2 separate regions of the Homo sapiens genome follow, and region 1 is linked to region 2. The links are chromatin loops, found by intact Hi-C in ENCODE. Cell type or tissue: Calu3. All regions are shown on one strand. Links, peaks and the distances in the headings refer to the core of each region. The heading gives the core; the rest is flanking DNA.

Region 1 (9,624 bases), core at 2,720-5,219, 51 kb before region 2:
AGGCTGCCTTCCAGCCTCACCTCTCTACCCTCCAGCATCCTGTGCTCTGGTCTAGCCAGAGTCCCCCTTTCTCAAATAGGCCTGGTATTCATGCCTCTACCTTCTTTGTACAATACTCTGCCTAAAATAATTTTTCTTGCTCCCTGGCCACGAAAACTTCTACTTATTCATCTACATGTAGTTCCCCACTACTTCTTAAAGCTTCCCCCTCTCCCCTCAGGCAGAATTATCTACCCTCTTCTGCACTTCCATTGCTTTCTGAAACAGTATTGGTTACATATTTATCACCCTGTGAACACCACCAGCTCCTCGTGGGCAGGGCCCTTGCTGAGCTTAATCTGTGTGTCCTCTGTGTTCCCCTCTGTGCCAGCACATAGAAGCTATACTACATCTTTGCTGAAAGAATTGATTCTATTGGATTGATTTCCAGAGAAATGGTATTGTTCCCAAGAGTAGAGGTTGGGACTCTCACCTCTATCAAATACTTTACCAATAGTGACAGCTCAGTGAGGTACGAGGCAACACCGACACCCACTTATTTTACAAGGCCGTTTATTTGATCACCAGGTTTCGTGTGTAATGCTGATACTGCTGTGTCGACAATATGACATCTTCTTGTTGTCACACACGTTTTACAAGGGATGCTTCTTTGCATCTCTATCAGAGTTCATGAGATGAAGACTGTGTGGGCATGCTGGCTTGCCTGCTGACGGGCACAAACTAAGCACCTAGGAAGGGATTGCTGAATTATAATTGTTTGTCCGATTTTTAAAAGAGTATGTGGGGATATTTCTCCTCTCATAACTCCCTTCTTTGGTCTTGGGTCTAGTTAAACACTTAGTTCTATATTCCACTTTCAACTCCAAGACATGACATACTCACCCTCACTAGGCCACGCCTTTTCTTATGATCTTGACTCATTTACTCATTTCAAATACTGTTAAATTTTTAAACATTATTTTATATACATTCACATGGCACAAAACTTGAAAGGAATTATACATATATTAAACATAATAAATCACCTGGTGAAAAATTCTAAAGAACAAAGATTATAAGGGAAAATTCTTATCACTCACCCCTCTCCTTCCTTGAAGGCAATCAACATTGCCTGCTTCTTCTGTGATCTTCCAGGGAGAATCTATGCATAACAAGCATATACACTTCCTTCCATTTTACACAATTGCTAACATATTATACACACTATTCTGCAATTGCTCTTTTCACTTACTTTCTCCTGGGGCTTGTTTTGTATCTGTCCATTAAGAGTGTCCTCGTTCATTTTTTATAGAGGCTCAGTCTTCCACTATGGCTTCAAATCACTCCTCCAAGAAAGGCAAGTGTCGTGCCCAGGCCCTGACACGTTCAGGCTGCCTCCTGGTAGCTGCTGTAAGACAAATGTCATGGGTTAAACAGGAAGCATAGTTCCCTTGAAAAGGAGCACTGCCCCGTGGGCATGTGGCACATATATGGACTGAAACCATACTTTGGCCTTTGCTGTACCACATCTAGCTGCATTATTTGGCCCACAAGATTTTCTGAAAGTAGAAAAGTATACTTGTGACTCCAGTGCATGAATAGGGCACTTTATTCTGAGTAGAGCCTTTGGTTAATGCCTCAAGATAAACATATGATTGGCTAAGGATATGCTCAGCAAGTCTCTTAACTTAGTTTTGGCAGATCCAAGGAATTTATTATTGGTGAGATATAATTGTTCAGCTTATAGTATTTGTACCAATTAGGCATTATTTATACTATAAAATAAATATTATGACTAGAGTTTCAAATTCACCTCCATCATAACCCTTAAATGTTTTTTATTGGAATAAGAACCAATAGGACCCTGACAGATATATTTTTGGATCTCTCTCTCTCTCTCTTTTGCTCTCTCTCTCTCCCCCTCTCTCTGTGTTGTATAAATAGCAGCCATCAACTACTAGCCACATGTAATCTGGGTTTTTGAAATGTGGCTAGTGCCATTTGAGGTGTGCTGTAACTGTAAAATATATACCAGATTTTGAAGACAACATAAAATATACATTATTTCATTAATAATTTTATACTGATTATGTATTAAAATATTTTTGATATATTGAGTTAAACATTTTAAAAATTCCTTTTACCTGTGTCTTTTTCTTTTTCAATGGGGCTATTAGAAAACTTAAAATTACATTTATATCTCCATTGGAGAGTCTTAGTCTATACCATGCATTTATTTCCTGCTTAATAAGAAGGCAGACTAGAATGATAAAAGTACTTTCTGCAGGGCCGGGCGAGGTGGCTCACACCTGTAATCCCAGCACTTTGGGAGGCTGAGGTGGGTGGATCACCTAAGGTGGGGAGTTCGAGACCAGCCAGACCAACATGGAGAAACCCTGTCTCTATTAAAAATATAAAATCAGCCAGGCATGGTGGCGCGTGCCTGTAATCCCAGCTACTCAGGAGGCTGAGGCAGGAGAATTGCTTGAACCTGGGAGGCAGAGGTTGCAGTGAGCCAAGATTGCACCATTGCACCCCAGCCTGGGCAACAAGAGAGAAACTCCATCTCAAAAAAAAAAAAAAAAAAAAAAAAGTACTTTCTGTTTTAGCTTCTAGAATCCACTTCTTACCTTTCCTTTTGTTAACAGATTTTAAGAATTTTAAAATGTACAATTCCAATATGATTATCAAAAGGTAACAAACAGAAGAAACCAAAAAAATGTATTTTGAAAGAACAGTTGGTTTTGTAGATTAGGAATTTCAGAAGCATCAAGGAAGACATCACATTCACCAGCAAGTTACATTTGGAAATGCTTGGAGGGGCTCCTAACTCACTGGGAACAGGTTAATGGAGCGTGACTGGAAGGAGCAGTAACTGAAAAGACAGTTCCTGACTTCCCCAGATCTAAGGCCTTAGAATGATGATACTCCTCTCCAGACATCCTTTGATGCTCTCTTCATCCAGTTTTCCTTTTTCTCTTGCTGATTTCAACTTGAAAACTCAAAAGCAGAGTGTTAACCATACTCAGGTAAAAATCTCTAGGATCTCATACTTCCAATTTAAAATAAAGTCATCTTTGCAGGCTTCCTTTTTGTAAAAAATATGAATTGCCAGATCTCTATTTTCATTATCAAAATACAAATATTTTTCCAGATTCTATCATAAGAAGAACATTGTGCTGGGTACAAAGAATAAGAATGTACAAGACACAAATGTATGTAGAGGCATACAGTCTAATGGGGACATACAAAGCAACCCTTCTCTCCCTCTCTCCTTTTTCTCAGTCTCTCTTACTTCCCTTTGCTTATGTAATCATTTCTTCCCCATCTGAAAAGGAATACTTTGTTGTGAACTGTCTGGCCTCCTGGAGTAGCTCATGAGACTCGCTAACCACCATTATATACGTAAATGACTCTCTACCAGTGCCCATCCCGGAGCCCACTTGCACAAGTTGCCCACGTGAGAGGCAGCTCAGTCCCAAGTTGCCTGCTGTCTGGAGCATCAGCCATTGTGCGTCGGTTTGGGGTTCACTTAAGATCACCATTGGTATTCTCTGTCCACAGCATCTGATTACATATAGCAGGCTTCTCCTGATCAGAAGTGACACAGGACTTTCTCTAGACAGTTCAGCTGCTCTTGCTGGGGAAACTTCTTCCCTCCCAAAGTGCATTTTATTTACATAATGAGACGTATATCTTGAGTCAGGCCATTTGACCCTTACCCTGCGAATTTCAGCAAAACCCAGATAGCCAGTTTTGCATGGTGTAAAAACAGAGAAAAATTTAAACTGCATTTGTATAGATTGTTGAGGGATTTTTTTTTCTCTCCACAGGGCTGGACAATCAAGGGAATATGGAAGGAAGATTGTTGTCTGATAATATATTTTCTCTTTTCAAAGCCACATTCCAACATTTGACATATTTTTCTATTTTTTCTCCTTGGCTAGATCTAGTTTGTTAAGTTTCTTGGCTCATATCCCTCCTTGACTTTCATTTACTCCACGTTCTTTTCTCTGTGTTAATGGTTAACAGAGCATGTACTGTAAATTAGCATTTATAAAAATCAATTACACTGCTTCATAAGACAGAGCAGAAACTTAGATTGTCTTCACCAGATCATTTGTATTTATCTGTTAATTATAAACCTTAATTGTCTCTTTTTATCATATTAATTTGCACAAATTGTACAACTTCAGAGTTTAGCAGTTTTTAAGCCCTTGAAATACAATTATTCTCTTAACATTCTTTTCAGAAACATAGTATTCATTAATGATTAGGTTGGTAAAAATTAGCAGTTCTGATCATTGGCCTTGGCTTCTCCTTGGATTTTTTTTTTTTTCTTTCCCCACTAAAGTCCTGGTTCTCACAATTACACATGTCTGTTGGCCTCTTCCGGTGCCTGAGCTCTGTTTTAATTGGACTTCATCGCCCCTGAGACTTCACAGGATTTTGGCTCACAGTAAAATGCAGATCTATGCCAGTGAACTGATTCCAAGCAGGTTTGACTCTTTTCCCCTCTCCCCAGCAGAACTTGGACTTTTGTTCCATGGGGTTAGTCTACTTGCCCTGAACCTTGGTATAAAAAGACTTCTATGTGAAGTGAGGAAAAAGACTTTCCAATTTCCAGTCCCACTTGTGAGAGAGTTTTAGGCTCTTATACTCGGTGCAAGCATGAGGAAGGGGGGCTCTCTAGACACTCCCCAACCCACTCTCAGCTATGGCTTTGTTTCCACTCAGTGTGCCAGCCACTTAGAAGGACTCATATGTCACACAGCATGTTTGCAAAGACCAAAACAAGCTTTCTTCTTTCAAAAGGATGTACAAATCTGGGTTGTTAAGCAAGTAATCCAGACTGAAGGACACTGCATCCTGACCACCCTGGAACCAGGTGGCTTCCTGCCCGGGGCTCTGTGGACACCTTCCAGAGGACTTGCATCCAGCTCTGATGACACTGACAGACAATCTGCATGCTCTGTCGCCAGAGGCTGAAGAGCTCAGGAGCAATGAGGTTGAAGACACCCCTTGTACCCCGGTGCCCCACATAAGAGAGCAAACTACCAAGAGGGGAATTTCTAAGGTCAATGTCAACCATCTTCATACCACCTTTCCAGCCCCAATTTCCACACCATCCCTATCCTGCAATCCCCGTTTGGGAGCAAATGTCTGATACAGCTAGCATTCTTTGAATTCTCTGACTGGGTATCTGGAAATGCTTAGCTTGCTGTGGTTGTGTCCCTTCAGAAGAAATAGTTCAGCAGTTAGGCCAAATTTTCTCATGTATTACCTCAGATGGGACCCTAGTCAGGTGCAAGTCGAGTCCTGAAGTCTGTGAGCTAGAGTGTTCCAGGGATTTTTTTCATTTCATTGGTGGGGCTGCTGTGGGAAGGCGGGCTGGCCAGAAGGGACACAAGAGAACAGGTCTCTCATGTACTGGAATATGGGATCATTTGCTCTATCACTACAGCAACTCTATGATACTCTTCAGATCAAGTTACTTCTATGAAAAGGTGTATTTTTCCATATACAAAGCACTTGCCAGCCAGATCTGTGAACGTTCTCCCGATGGCCTGGTTTCCCCCAGTGCTGGCTTGTACCAGCTCATGCCACAGAAATATGGTCACGTTACCGCCCAACGATCTCTCCCCATCCCATAGTTTCCAACCACTGGGGCATTTCAGCCTCTTATGCCAGTGTCTGGCCACATGGATGGAATCTTCTGACAAAATAGGAAGCTATTCCTGGGGATTGACAAATGTTGGCTGAACATAGCCATTTATTCAGCTCCATGGCTCTAAACCATCACTTCTGTGAACTGGAAGACAGGACTGCTACCATTTCCTGGACTGGGTTGACAAGCAAAGGCCAAAGGGGTGAGAATGCACCTCCATGGACAGCAGCTTGGGGTATGGATGGGAGATTGACGTGGAGCTCCGCATAGCAAAGAGCCCTTTGTGTGGCAATCTCTCTGCAGGAAAAGCACTGGGTATTCTCGGCTGTCTCAGGCTAACTGTGATAGTCTTTGCCTGCTATTTTTGCTTCTCAAGACCCAGTGTGAATCAACAAATGTGCCAGCCATGCAGATCTACCCCTGCAGCTACCCTTAGATAGGGACCTTGATGCAGTGTGCAACCTGTGCAACTACATGCACTAGCTCTATTAAAGAGATAACCAGAAATAATGATAATAGTGGCTAATGAGTTCTTTACTTGGTATGGGTACTGGGCCAAGAGCATCATGTATATTATCTCATCTAATCCTCACATCAACCCAAAGTACTATTCTTACCCTATTTAGATTTTGTGGGACTAAGCAATCTGCCCAGACTAGAAGCTACTATGTGACAGGGCCAAGATTCCAGTGCAGGATGGTCTTATTCCAGAATCTGAGCTCTTGACCACTATGCCGTATAGAGGTAGAAACATAGAAACCTGTGTAACTTTGGATGTCTATTGAAATAAATGGTACTCTCTTAGGGCAGGTTGCCTTGATGCAGGGGCTTGAGAAAGGGGTTTGGTTGCCTGTGATCTGTTGAGGGCAGGTTCTTCAGGAGAATCCTGTAGGCTAGCGGGAGAAGCAGGACAGTTTGGAAAGGGAAGATGCTGAGTAGGAATGTAGCCTCAGGTAACATCCAGCATGACCTGGTCCAGTGTGGGTCTGGAGCATCAATCATCCAGCAGCCTTGCCCCACCTTGCAGCAAAGGGGCCAGACTCTTAGACTCCCCCGCATAAGTCATTCAGTCATGGGCCATAGGGGTTGAGCAGTGGAAGTTCCTACATATCTCCCAGTGAGGTGACTCCCAAGAAGGTAACAGACATTAAGCCAAGCCGTTGGCTCTAGCACTTGCAGCAGCTGGAGACCAGGTGCAGCAGCAGGTAAAGGGGATCTAGGTGTGGTGTCAATAGCATCGATTACAAGCACCCAGTACTTTTTGGCAAACTGCCAGCAAATGAGGCCTCTGTGATTATTTTAGGGCACAATTCCACTTGATTTAAAAGTAGAATTTCATCCATCACAGTCCAACTACCATCAAATTTAGGGCAGATATAATGTGCTTGTCACTCTCTAAGAAGACAGAACACCAACACGCTGATCAGAAACCATCATTCTGCTATTCAAAAATCTGCCAGGCTCCCACTGCCTCCTCCAAACTACCAAGAGAGAAATTACCAAGGTCAGTGTCAACAGTCTTCAAACCACCTTTCCAGCCCCAATTTCCACACCATCCCTTCAGACACCCTATTCTGCAATCCCCATTTGGAGAATTCTATCCATTCAATCATGAACTTCCTCACTCCCATGCTTATATTCATGCTATTGCCTGAATTTGGAATGCCCTCTTTCATCTCTTCTCTGACTACCGAAATCTTAGTGAAGGCTCTTTTGTTGTAAGAAATAGAAACTCACTCTAGCTTAAGTAAAGTGAGACTTATATAAGGAATCGGCATCTCTCAGGAAGAATGGGAAGGCCTTCACAAAGGAAATGCAAACAGGAACTGAGAGTCAGTGCTCCCTGACCTGTGGCACTTTAGTTATAGCACAAAATTTTGAATGTGGCTTCTCAGTTAAGACTTACCTCTTTATTGCACCCCTCACACAGGAAGGAGGCCTCAACAGCCATGTGCAGGCTCTATCACCCTGTTCTTACTTCAGGGCCACAGTTATTAGATCAGGAAGAGATACCTGATATATCTGGGGCAATTAGAATTTAGAAGTAAGACTAAAAGTTAGATCCTGGTTCAGTCTGGCCTACTGTATCAAGAGAAATATAAACCTGGAAAATAATGGGGTGACCCATCTTGTACCTACAAGGTGAACCAACTAGTAGAGAAAACCAATCTGCAAGCAGGAGAGAATAAAGCCAGAATGTGGTGAGAACTGGCCAGGTCCTGACAGCTTTTCAGTTTCTTGTTGCAATCTCTTCCGGATTCAGGCAGTTCCAGTCTCTGCCCTTAGGTTCTGTGATATTCTTATACCCTGGATCCTCATAATAAAGGCTTCTTTTCAGGTTAACAAGCTCAAAGTGAATTTGGGAACTTACAAGCAAAGATTTCTCAACAATACCTGCATCTCTCTGTGTCTGTTTCAGTCTTCTCTTCCCTTGTTTTCACTTCCTATCTCTTCCTTCACAGCCATTCTCCTCTCTCTCCCCATCTCTCTCCTGTCTTCCCCCACCCCACCCCAACCTCTGACTCCCTCATCCCAGCATTGCTTCACTTATCTGCTCCCAAAACCCAAACATGGCTACAGCAGCCTCCTTAATATCTTACCATCAACAAAGCCACCATTCAGCAGCCTAGCATCCTTAGTTCTCAATTCTAAATTCCTAGGAAAATTTAATGACCCAGCCATTGTGTCATTTCCCCTAAGACCTCTGGATCTGACCAATTAGATCCAGAATCCCATATAAACACAGGTGCAGAGTCCACAGCCACTATGGGGAGGCATGAACTAAACATCCTAAATACCAGTATGCCCCAGTGAGGACTTCTATATCTCCCAGTCAGATTTTATTACTACTCCCTGTATATTTCCATCATATCTTGCTTGTATTTCTAATGACCTTGTCATTTTCCATTGTATTAAATCTTATATATTTATTTGATGTTCCTACATCAAAACCTTCTTGGGGATATGGTGGGCATACTGTAAGCACTAAAACATTAACTTGAATTGAATCTAATTTGTGTACATGAATGGGATGTGTCACATCTGCAGTCTGATTTTTGATAGGTGGTTCAAAAGACGATATATACTTTGGGATGGGGAGCCTTTCCGAAATAATTTTTCTTCTATATTTCCAATTATTCTGTCCTCTCTGATCCACAGAACTTTACATATATTTATTAAACACTCATCATGCTGAGTAAGTACCGAATGCCTCAACTGAACTATGAGGTCTCTGAGGCCATATTTTGTTTGTTTGTTTGTTAATCTTTCAATCCTTAACCTAGTACAAGCCTGACACACAGAAAATGTGTACTGAATATTGTTTGTTGAATTGGGTTGAATCCCAACCCATGTGACATTTGGGCTGAGGACATCTCACTTTCTGGCCATCATTTACCTGGCCTTCTGAGTCCTTTTTGAGGGTGAGTACGGTAAAGCTTTTCTTAGAAGCCAGTTTTGGCTAGACTACAACCTTCCTTCTCTGGAAGGACGCTCTTTGTTTTATTACAATAGAAGAGCATGATAAATAATGTTTCCCATAAGAAACATGCTTCCTCTTTTTGACAATTTTGACAGCCTATTGTTTAAGCCTGAAAAAGTAGTCCAGAAATAATTTACAGAGGAAACCTGGCTCAGGTGTCTTCCCCAGATGCTACTGGTATCTTGAGACCATCCAGAGAGGTAATTTACACACACATATGCATGCACGACAGAATTTAAGTGGGTTTTGTGTTTCCGAGGGTGTCCAAACACTAACATTTGCCATCTGGTCTGCTCAGATGGCTGCTTCTGGTGTCTGCCCCAATGTCTGGGTTTACTTGCTTTATTCTTCAAACATTTACAAAACTTAAGCACTGCACTAGGCACAAAGGATGCAAAGATGGAATGTGGCACTCTCCACTTTCAAAAAGTAAGTCACAGACCATGAAAAAATAATTGCATGAGGATGCAATAAAGTAAAACTACCACACGCTAAA
Region 2 (9,624 bases), core at 3,870-6,369:
ATCATACAGGTGGAAGAGTCTTTCATCTATTTGCTTGGGAAGGTGCTCAAGTGTGGGCATCTCGCAGGAATAGTCTCATCTCTTTAACCTGGGATATACCAGCTACCAATCACTATCAGAACCCCAAAATTCAAAATCAGGGAAGCAAGCGAAAAAATAAAGGCAAAAGGACGCATTCGACCTATTACTTATCAAGAAAGAGTGGCTTGTCTTAGAGTCCATTTCAAAATGCTGTGCCAGGCCAAATTTAGAGGAGAGAAAATCTTTTGTTCAAATCCCTCACTGAAATATAACTAAATGGAATAAAAGTCTGAGGTCGTGTAACAGGCCTCAATTGTAAGGCCACAGGTGACAAAAGGCTAGTTGAAGGATAAGCCATTTTTTTCGAATACTGATATATTACCAACATTGAGAGAGCTTCATATCACACGAAACATTTCCATGTTTAGAAAGACAATGTGCCATTCCTTTCCAGTCCCCCAGGACAACCACCTCAGTTGGATGACTTCTGTATAAATACAGAAGCTAACTGTGAAGAAATACACGTTCACTTCTTAGAAAAGTATTCCTGTGTTTATCTTTTGGTAGACCTGGGCTTCTTAGACATAAACCATTCCTTGTCAGCAACAAGTAGGCAAGTAGGGGTTTATTTTTGTCATTCATAAAATAAACCAGTTCCCAGCCAAAGGAAATGAGTCTTAGAGACAACCCCGTCATAGACATGCTGTAGAAGTTACAAATGGCTCTGTGGCCCAGGCCATAAACAGTCTTTAGGAAGGCTGGTGCTGAGCTGTTGATATTAAAAATCACCTCATTAATTATGTTTGTAAACAATGCAGCTGCCTGTGCTTGCAAGCTGGCTTCCTCAGCATAATAATATTTGTAACAATAATAACCATCATTTCAAGCATAGCAATAAATAGTCAATCCAAGAACCTCATGTGAAATCACATCTGGGAGCTGCCACCTGGTCATTCAAAACACCTCTTCAGAAGGTAGGAAGGTTGTTGTTTGTTTTCCACTCAGAAGGCACTTTATCAGGATCAAATACTCCACGAAAATCACCCCCCCCTCACTTTTTTAAAAAAACTGGTCAACAGCTAGTGTGGTCAGAGTAACAAAACCAAGAAGAAAGCCAAGAGACAAAAGCAGGAAAGAGCTGGCCCTAAAAGCACATCATGTGGCATAACCTCCAGAAAGCATGAGGGGAAAGGGGCCCACTCCTCTCCCCCAGTGAAGGCTCAGTGAGGTTCAGACTTACTTCAGGAGACCAACAAACCAGCTATGCCTTCTTGGCGCTCGTTCAGTTACACTTTTATCGAACACCTACTATGCACTGGGTGTGCACCAGGTGCTAGAGAAAAACTCACAAGCAGATATCCATTGCAGATGCCTGTCGGTGATGTAATTAGGACATACCTGGCCGACTAGGCAATGCATAATCTAAGTGGCCTGGTATTTCCTTTCATTAAAGTCATACCTTTAGAGCACATATTTCTAAAGTTAGAGCAGCAATAGTAAGTCCTTAAAATTGCTAAAAGCAAGAGAAAAATATGTTTTCTTGTAACACAGGTAAGCTAGGATTACTAGGCTTCTTTCCACATGAGAGGACAACACCTTCATACCTCATTTATGCCCCCTCCACATGTAAATTTTCATTCTGAACTTCACCGGAGAGAGATAAATGTGGCATCCAATTCCAAAGCATTACCCATTTTCTCTGTCTCTGTCCCTCTCTTTCCCCTCTCACTCTGTGTATATATTAATTTTATAGATCTTTTTATTGTCTGAACTACACTGGTTGCATGAGAAGCAGAATAGGCCAAGAAGTTCCATTTCACACATGCCATCCTTATAATTCAAATAGGACAATAAAAAGAGAGAGAGATCTATAAACTGGTGATAAATCAGTGTCCTAAACCAAATTAACCATCGAAATAGATTATCATAAAAATAACGCCATGAAAAATATTCTTCACCTTCCTGGTTCAGCTGCCTGTAATGGAGAAAGGGAAGGGGTGTGTGTGTGTGTTTGTGTGTGTGTGTGTGCATGTACATTGCCACACGCATATGCAGACATGCACACACAGGCCAGAGGGCATGCAGTTACATGCTGCTTGCTCCTCCAGGAACAGAGAATGCTAAGAAACCTCAGGATTGATCCCCAGCCTTCCCAGTTTCTAAAGCTCAGCTTTCATCCAACCTGGTAAATAACAATACCATGTGCCAAGTGTTATGTTAGACCCTGAGGATACAAAATGAGCTAAAGTGGACACAATCCTTATCCTCATAAAACTTCCAGTCAGGGGTAGAATAGATATGGAAATTAATCAAATAATTATATGGATAATATTTTTCTAACTATACATCCTAATAATTGCCTAAGAAAATGCACCAGCGGCTATAAGGGAACCCAGCTTAATCTGAAGTCAGAAATGAATGCATCTTTGAGCTGGAGAACGAGTGGAGGCCAGAGTGATATAAATGGCCCACCAGCAGGCAGCATCCTCCATCAGCAGGAGGAGTGAAATGCACTTTTATCACAGGAGAAGGTTGAAGGAGAATGGATGAGCAAATGTGATTGGGACCACAAGCAACAAGAGGAGGGGGAATGTTCCACACAAAGGGAACCACATATACAAAGACTCTGAGGACAGGCGAGAAGCACGTAACAGGAACTGAAAGGCAGCCACAAAGGGAGAGCAGAGAGCAAGAGGAGGGCGGTGTCAGATGCAACGAAAGGGGCAGAAGCCAGATCATGGGGATTATTAGCATGTGGAGGGGGAGGATGATGCGCGGGAGTGCTGAGTTTTCTCTTTCAAAAGCTCACTTTGTTTTCGTGTGGAGAACAGGTTGACATGAAAGAAGGAAGGAGCTGGGAAGACAGTTATTAGTCCTCTTGCCAGTCCTCCACCTGAGTCTTGGCGAGAGATCGGACCAGGAGTCTAATACTAACTAGCTCTGTGACCCTGGATAATTTGCTTCACCCCTTTAAGCCTCAAATTCCCCACCCGTAAAATGGCAATAATCATGGTTTTGGTGGGGATTAAATGAGATCGTGCCTGTGGGGCACTCAGCCCTCTGTAAGCCTTCAATAAATGTTAGCTGTTGGTGGTGCTGGAGATGGAGAGACACAGACAGATTAGAGAGATATAATAGTCTACCAGCAAGCAATCACCCTACCTAACTCCTACCTAAACTCCTAAAATGTGAGGGGGCACATTTTTTTCATAGGAGAAAGGTCAGGGAGGAATTAATGAGGAAGGGCGATTGGTACCAATATGAGAAATTTCCCAAATTTGCAATTTTTTTTTTTTTTTTTTGGAAACAGAGTCTCACTCTGTCCCCCAGGCTGGGGTGCAGTGGTGCGATCCCAGCTTATTGCAACCTCTGCCTCCTGGATTCCAGCGATTCTTGTGCTTCAGCCTCCTCAGTAGCTGGAACTACAGGCACATGCCACCACACCCGGCTAATTTTTGTATTTTTAGTAGAGATGGGGTTTCACCACGTTGGCCAGGCTGGTCTCGAACTCCTGACCTAAAGCAAGCCACCCACCTCGGCCTCCCAAAGTGCTGAGATTACAGGTGTGAGCCATCGTGCCCAGCCGGAAACAATTCTTGTTCCTTATTATTAACACTGCCAGAAATATTTAAGCTATGAAAGGTATCTGAGACCATTTAGAGAAGTAATTCCTAAAAAATGCTCAAGTAATATCTTCAACAAGCTTTGTGACAACAGCAACAAAAAGACTGCAAAAAAGTAAATGACTTGCCCAAGATCATAGGGTTGTTAATGGCTGAAGCCAAGAGTGCAACTTGGGTTAAACTCCAAGTCTGTACCCTTTCCAGAAGGGGACAGAGCCTCCTGAGAAGTCCAAATCCAACCCATTCCTTCCAGATTAGTTTAGTCAGAAAAACAAACAGCAGCAAACCCCAGGAAACAAGGTACAGTTGAAAGTCCAGTTCTATTGTTTATATTGAAAATTATGGTGACGCTACATTGTTTTGGCGTTTGGTAAATTGTATCACTCTAATATTAGAGTGTTATAAAATAGCTCTTGCCTTTGGACATAATAACGTCTTTTTGAGGGCTTTATCCAAATGCATACAGGAAGCTAAATAAACAAAAGCAGTGTTATTTGTCCACTGCAAAAGGCAATTGTTATTTACTTCTAAGGCAAGTTGGATGATAGGCTATTTGCATATCCAAAACTTCTAATGCAGTAAGAAAAAAAAATTAACCTCTGTATTAAGCACAGACTCAAGGACTGAGAGACTTCCTTAATTAAATCAAACTGCTTTTCCACAGAAGCTTTAGGTAGAACCTACTTATGGGAAGCTTAAGGTAATTGATCCTGAAATTAAGCATTCTTTCAAAATCTGGGCACCGGACTTTTGGCGTACTCACAGAAACCAGAAGTAGTTTCCCCTGGCTGATCTTTGAGGGTGTCCCCTTTAAACTTGCCAGCCTCCTTCCGTGGAAGATAAAATCATGCAGGGGTATGGATTAGCTATCATGTCATTATAGCAGGCACAGCCGTCTGTTACAGGTAAATTGCTAGGCAATGTAATAACAATGCATTTTATTTACTGTGCAGGGTGCTTATCTACAGAAATGTTCCCGACAAACAAAGAAAGGCACAGCTAACCGCCTTCCCTTTAGAATACAGGCTGAAGCTATGCCAGCACCTTCAGAGAATAAAAATGCTAAATAATCTCTGTATAAACAGAGTCCCTAAAAACTCAATGCATTTCCTAACAGAAGCAGAAAAGGCAACTGGTGCCTGGGATGTCCACGAGGTCTTTCTCAGGCTCCTATCACTGCTGACTAAATCGCATCCCAATTTGGGGAGGAACCAACCAATGGTCAGTGTAAGTCCAGACTAAGAGCATTCATTGTTGTTAAATGATGATGATGATGAGGTTGATAAGGTTGACTACCATTTGTCACATGCTTGTCATCTGCCTTGCACTTTTCAACATTGTCTTTTTTTAATTCTCAAAACAAACCTATGTTAGTCCTGCTCTTAACCTCATTTAACAGATGAAGAGTTTCACAAGTAAGGAAACTGTCCACTCAGCTGTTAACTTGAAAATTCAAAAATAAGCCTGCCTCCCTCCAAAACTAGAGATATGAACCTCTGTGCTAGACCGTTCTCAAGAATCTGAGGAATTTGCCTGAGGCTGGACTTAGCATTCAGGACTCTTGTCCTCCCCTGCTATTGGTGCCTACCTTATGCACACATCCCACCCACTGAAGCATCCACTGGGCTCACACTTTGTGCCCCACAATGAGGGCCACCAATACAAAGGGCACTGTTTTACTAAAAACCTAGTAGATGCCTTTTAAACATACAGCCGTCCATGAATAGAATAAGTGAACTAATGAATGAAGGAATGAAGAAATCTAATTAAAGAGTCTAGGATGCAGCCTACAGAGACATGACTGGAATGTGATTGCTCTAAAAGAAAGCTGTGACTTAATCAATAGTATTAACATATCTGAAGAAAGAATGTGTCCACAGAAGGAAGGCAGTCTGCCCAGAGTTCAGAAAAATGGAGCACTATTGAATTTGGTGTTTATCCAATTGTGCCCAAGGGAGAGAGGGAGTACATATGGCATTGATAGAAAGATGTACCAGGATTGCTTAGTTCACTTCAATAGTCTTTGTAAACCTACTATGTGCCATGCTGTACAGTAGGCACTGTGAACGAACACACACAGACACACACACACACACACACACACACACACACAGTTCCTAACATGGAGGAACTTGCAGTGATAGTAGGAGAGACCAGCACATAAACAGTTCTTAAATGCTCAGTGCTACAACTGAGATATGTGAAAGGTGCTACTGAGTACAGAGGAGAAAACCTTAGTCCAAGGTCTGGGAAAACTTCCTGAAGTGACCCTTGAGCTGTGTTTCAACAAATAAGCAAGTGTCATCCAGGCCATAACAGACACAAAACAATTATAAGCAGAAGAACCAGCAGCTGTCCACATCACAGCATGTCAGGGATAAAAATAGTGCCTATTGCCTATTAGTCCAGAGACAGAAGATGGTGTATTTAAGTAGCCTGCAATTTATCCTTAGGGAAATAGGGAACCTTTGAAGGATGCTAGCTGGGGAATAACAAGATAAACTTGCATTTTAGAAAGATCATTCTGGCAGGAATATAAACAATGGAAGTGAATATAAAGAAAAGCCAAGAAGGCCTACAGACAAGTTTGAAGTTATTATCAAAGACCCTGGTGAGGCTCTGTCCTAGATCAAGGATAGCTAGGATAAGGAGAAGAGGGAAAAGTAAATATTTAGGAAGCGATGTTGACCGGTTGGATGGGAAGCTTGAAAGAGAGATGAGAAATCAAGAGTGATTCCAAGTTTCTGGCTTGGATGCGGTGTTAATGGTTGATTGGATGAGAAGGATGAAGAGATAAGGAATCTAAGATGATTCCAAGTTTCTGGCTTGGATGACCAAGTTGATGGTAATATCATGAACCAGGATAGAAAATATAAGAGGAGCAGCAAATTTGGATTTGGAAGCTGAAGAAAATGAGTCTTGTTCTGAACATGTTGAAGTGTCCATTGGACATCCAAGTGGAGCTGTCCATCCAGTGGGCTATTGTATACATAATTCTGCAACTCAGAAGAATCATCAGGGATAAATACTTGAGCCAGGTGCAGTGGCTCCTACCTGCCATCCCAACAACTCAGGAGGCTGGGGTGGGAGGATCACTTGAGGCCAGGAGTTTGAGACCAGCCTGTACAACACAGGGAGAGCCCATCACTACAAAAATAAAAATAAACTAGCTGGGTGTGATGGTGTGAGCCTGTAATCCCAACAACTCAGGAGGCTGAGGCAGGAGGATCACTTGAGCCCAGGAGTTTGAGGCTGCAGTGAGCTATGATTGTGCCATTGCACTCCAGCCTCAGTGACAGAGTGAGATTCCATCTCTAAAAAAAAATAAATAAATAAATATTTGAACATCGTGATCAAAGAGATAATAGTTAAAACCATGAGAGTAAGCTATCACAAGGACAAAAAACCAAACACCGCATGTTCTCACTTACAGGTGGGAATTGAACAATGAGAACACGTGGACACAGGAAGGGGAACATCACACTCCGGAGACTGTTGTGGGGTGGGGGGAGGGGGGAGGGATAGCATTTGGAGATATACCAAATGCTAAATGACGAGTTAATGGGTGCAGCACACCAGCATGGCACATGTATACATATGTAACAAACCTGCACATTGTGCACATGTACCCTAAAACTTAAAGTATAATAATAATAAAATTAAATTAAATTAAAACCATGAGAGTAAAAGAAATTAGCCAAGAATGGATAGAAAGATGGATGGATCAATGGAAGGGAAGAAAAGAAATAAGCTAATTAAAATGAGATTATTCTATATTAGCTAGCTTTAATTTTTGGAAAGTTAGAAAACTTTGTTTTACTTAAAAAAGGATAAAGAAACTGAAGAAAGTGAAGGAGAATAAACTTCAAATAAACGTTTCCTTGCCAGTAAAGTTATTATTTCTTAAAAGAGCCTTCTACGTTAAGAAAAAAAATATTAAAAAAAATAAAGTGGCTAGTCATTCAAAAAACAAAAAAACTTTCTGCTAAGAAAGATGAGGAAATTGGTACTCTCACACTCCCACCCATATTCCCTGATAAGGATTATAACATTAATTCTCTATTCTGTTACCATTTTCTACTTTTGTTTAGACTTAGTTCTTACATTTACATGAATTGAATGCCCACTACCAGTCTTTTACTGTGACTGTTTCATTCCTGAGTCCTTCACTTTGTCCTTTATTTTTACCTCTTGTGTGGCTTCATCTTGTCACTAACTTTTTTTCCAAGAAGTGTTTGTACACCCTGTAATTCTTGGGTCAATACATAAGAATGTTTACCTGTTATCTTTATATTTGACCAACTCCTTGGCTGGATATAATATTTTTGAGTCACTCTTTTCCTCAGAAATTTGTAGACATTACTTCATTGACTATTGGCACTGAGCAAAAGTCCAAGGCTAGCCAGATTTTCCCTCTCAATAAGTGATTCTCAAAGCCCATGTCTTTAACCAAATGTAGGGGAAAGAAAACTCAATCTCTCTCAATATGTTTGGCTCCTTGATGGTTTGAGGTGGACAAAACTCTCTGGCAATATTAAACAACATTTAAAAGCTACAAGCAGGCCCGGCGTGGTGTCTCACACCTGTAATCTTAACACTTTAGGAGGCCGATGCGGGCAGATCACTTGAGCCCATGAGTTCAAGACAAGCCTGGGCAACATGCTGAAACCCTGTCTCCACAAAAAATACAAAAATTAGCCGGGCATAGTGGCACAGGCCTGTAGTCCTAGCTACTCAGAAAGCTAAGGTGGAAGGATCACTTGAGCCTGGGAGGTTGAGGTTGCAATGAGCCCTGACCATGCCACTGCACTCCAGCCTGGGTAACAGAATGAGCCTTGATCTCAAAAAAATAAATAAGTAAAAATAAATAATAAAAGCTACAAGCCCTTCTCTGCCTCATTAAATCTTCTCATCCTTCAAGACTCTGCTCAAATGTTCCCCACCACCCTATAAGCCTTTCTCCTCCCTTCTTTCTAGGCAGAATTAGTATTTTCAAGGAGTAGTTATTCCATTTAGCATTGTAAGTATGCCTGTTTTCCCACTAAATTATAAACAGCTTGAGAGAAGAACCATGTTTTCTTCATTGTAACCCCAGCATATATCACTCAGCTATTAATAAACATCGTAAGGGTTCAATGTTTCCTGAGTAATCTATCCTCACTTTTCCCCCATACATATCTGAGGGACTCCTTACAGCAGGTGTGCACAAACATCAGCATGCATCCGAAATACCTGGAGGACTGGCTAAAACACATTGCTACACCCCATCCTCAGAGTTTCTGATTTAGAAGGTCTGGAGTGGGGCTCAGAAATTTGCATTTCTAACAAGTTCCCAGGTGATACCAATGCTACTGTTCCCAGAATCACACTTTGAAAACCATTAGAAATAGAAATAGACAGAACGAATCCTTGCAAATGGGAAAATGAGGTTCAGAGGAGGACCTTACATTCGTCTCCAAAAGCATCCACTTCTGAACTAAGTCCACAAAACTGTAGACTAAGTGATTTCTTATAGCATAAGACTAGAATTAGCCCAAATATTAGAGCATGTGGCCCACGAGAAAAGACATTTCATGACGCTTCCCTTAATTTTTCTTTCTTGATTCATCTTATCACTCATGAATAAAGTACCCTCAATCAGTGTTATTTACCATGATTCTCTATTATAACTATTAACTGTACCCACCTTAATTCAATGGTCAGGTGGGAGTATACATGCAGAGGGAATTCATGTACTTCAAACTCTCCTTCAAAATAAAACAATAATAATAGTCATTTAAAAATCCATTTCTCTCTCACCCTTATTGTGTTTTCTCAGGCTTTTCATTCTGTCTCCCTGCCTTCTTATTTCCCACACACATGAAACAGTGGTGATTTTTAACGTCAAGATTTTGCAAACCATCGCCAGGTACACATTCCCCACCACATCATCCTTGCCATTTAGCCGTTCGGTCCCTGGAGAGGATGGTCAGTGGCCCCA

The links. Peaks named below come from ENCODE experiments on the same cell type or tissue, not always from the same donor. Only the 100,000 strongest peaks of a DNase experiment are listed, where the experiment ranks them.
Region 1: it touches region 2 in a loop (3-fold over the local background); 3 of 110 quality-filtered maps call a loop at or near these places.

Annotation. Positions count from the first base shown.
Region 1 is chr14:34,168,260-34,177,883 of GRCh38, forward strand. It overlaps LOC102724945 (a long non-coding RNA gene), which reads right to left. Exons shown (of 9, transcript XR_001750942.2): 2 at 1,232-1,387. Among named protein-coding and RNA genes, the nearest start is that of EGLN3-AS1, 130 kb to the left of the region's middle. In Calu3, for the core only: no CTCF peak of the experiment used is centred there; no DNase peak of the experiment used is centred there.
Region 2 is chr14:34,218,429-34,228,052 of GRCh38, forward strand. No RefSeq gene overlaps it. Among named protein-coding and RNA genes, the nearest start is that of EGLN3-AS1, 180 kb to the left of the region's middle. In Calu3, for the core only: no CTCF peak of the experiment used is centred there; a DNase peak (open chromatin) is centred at 5,213.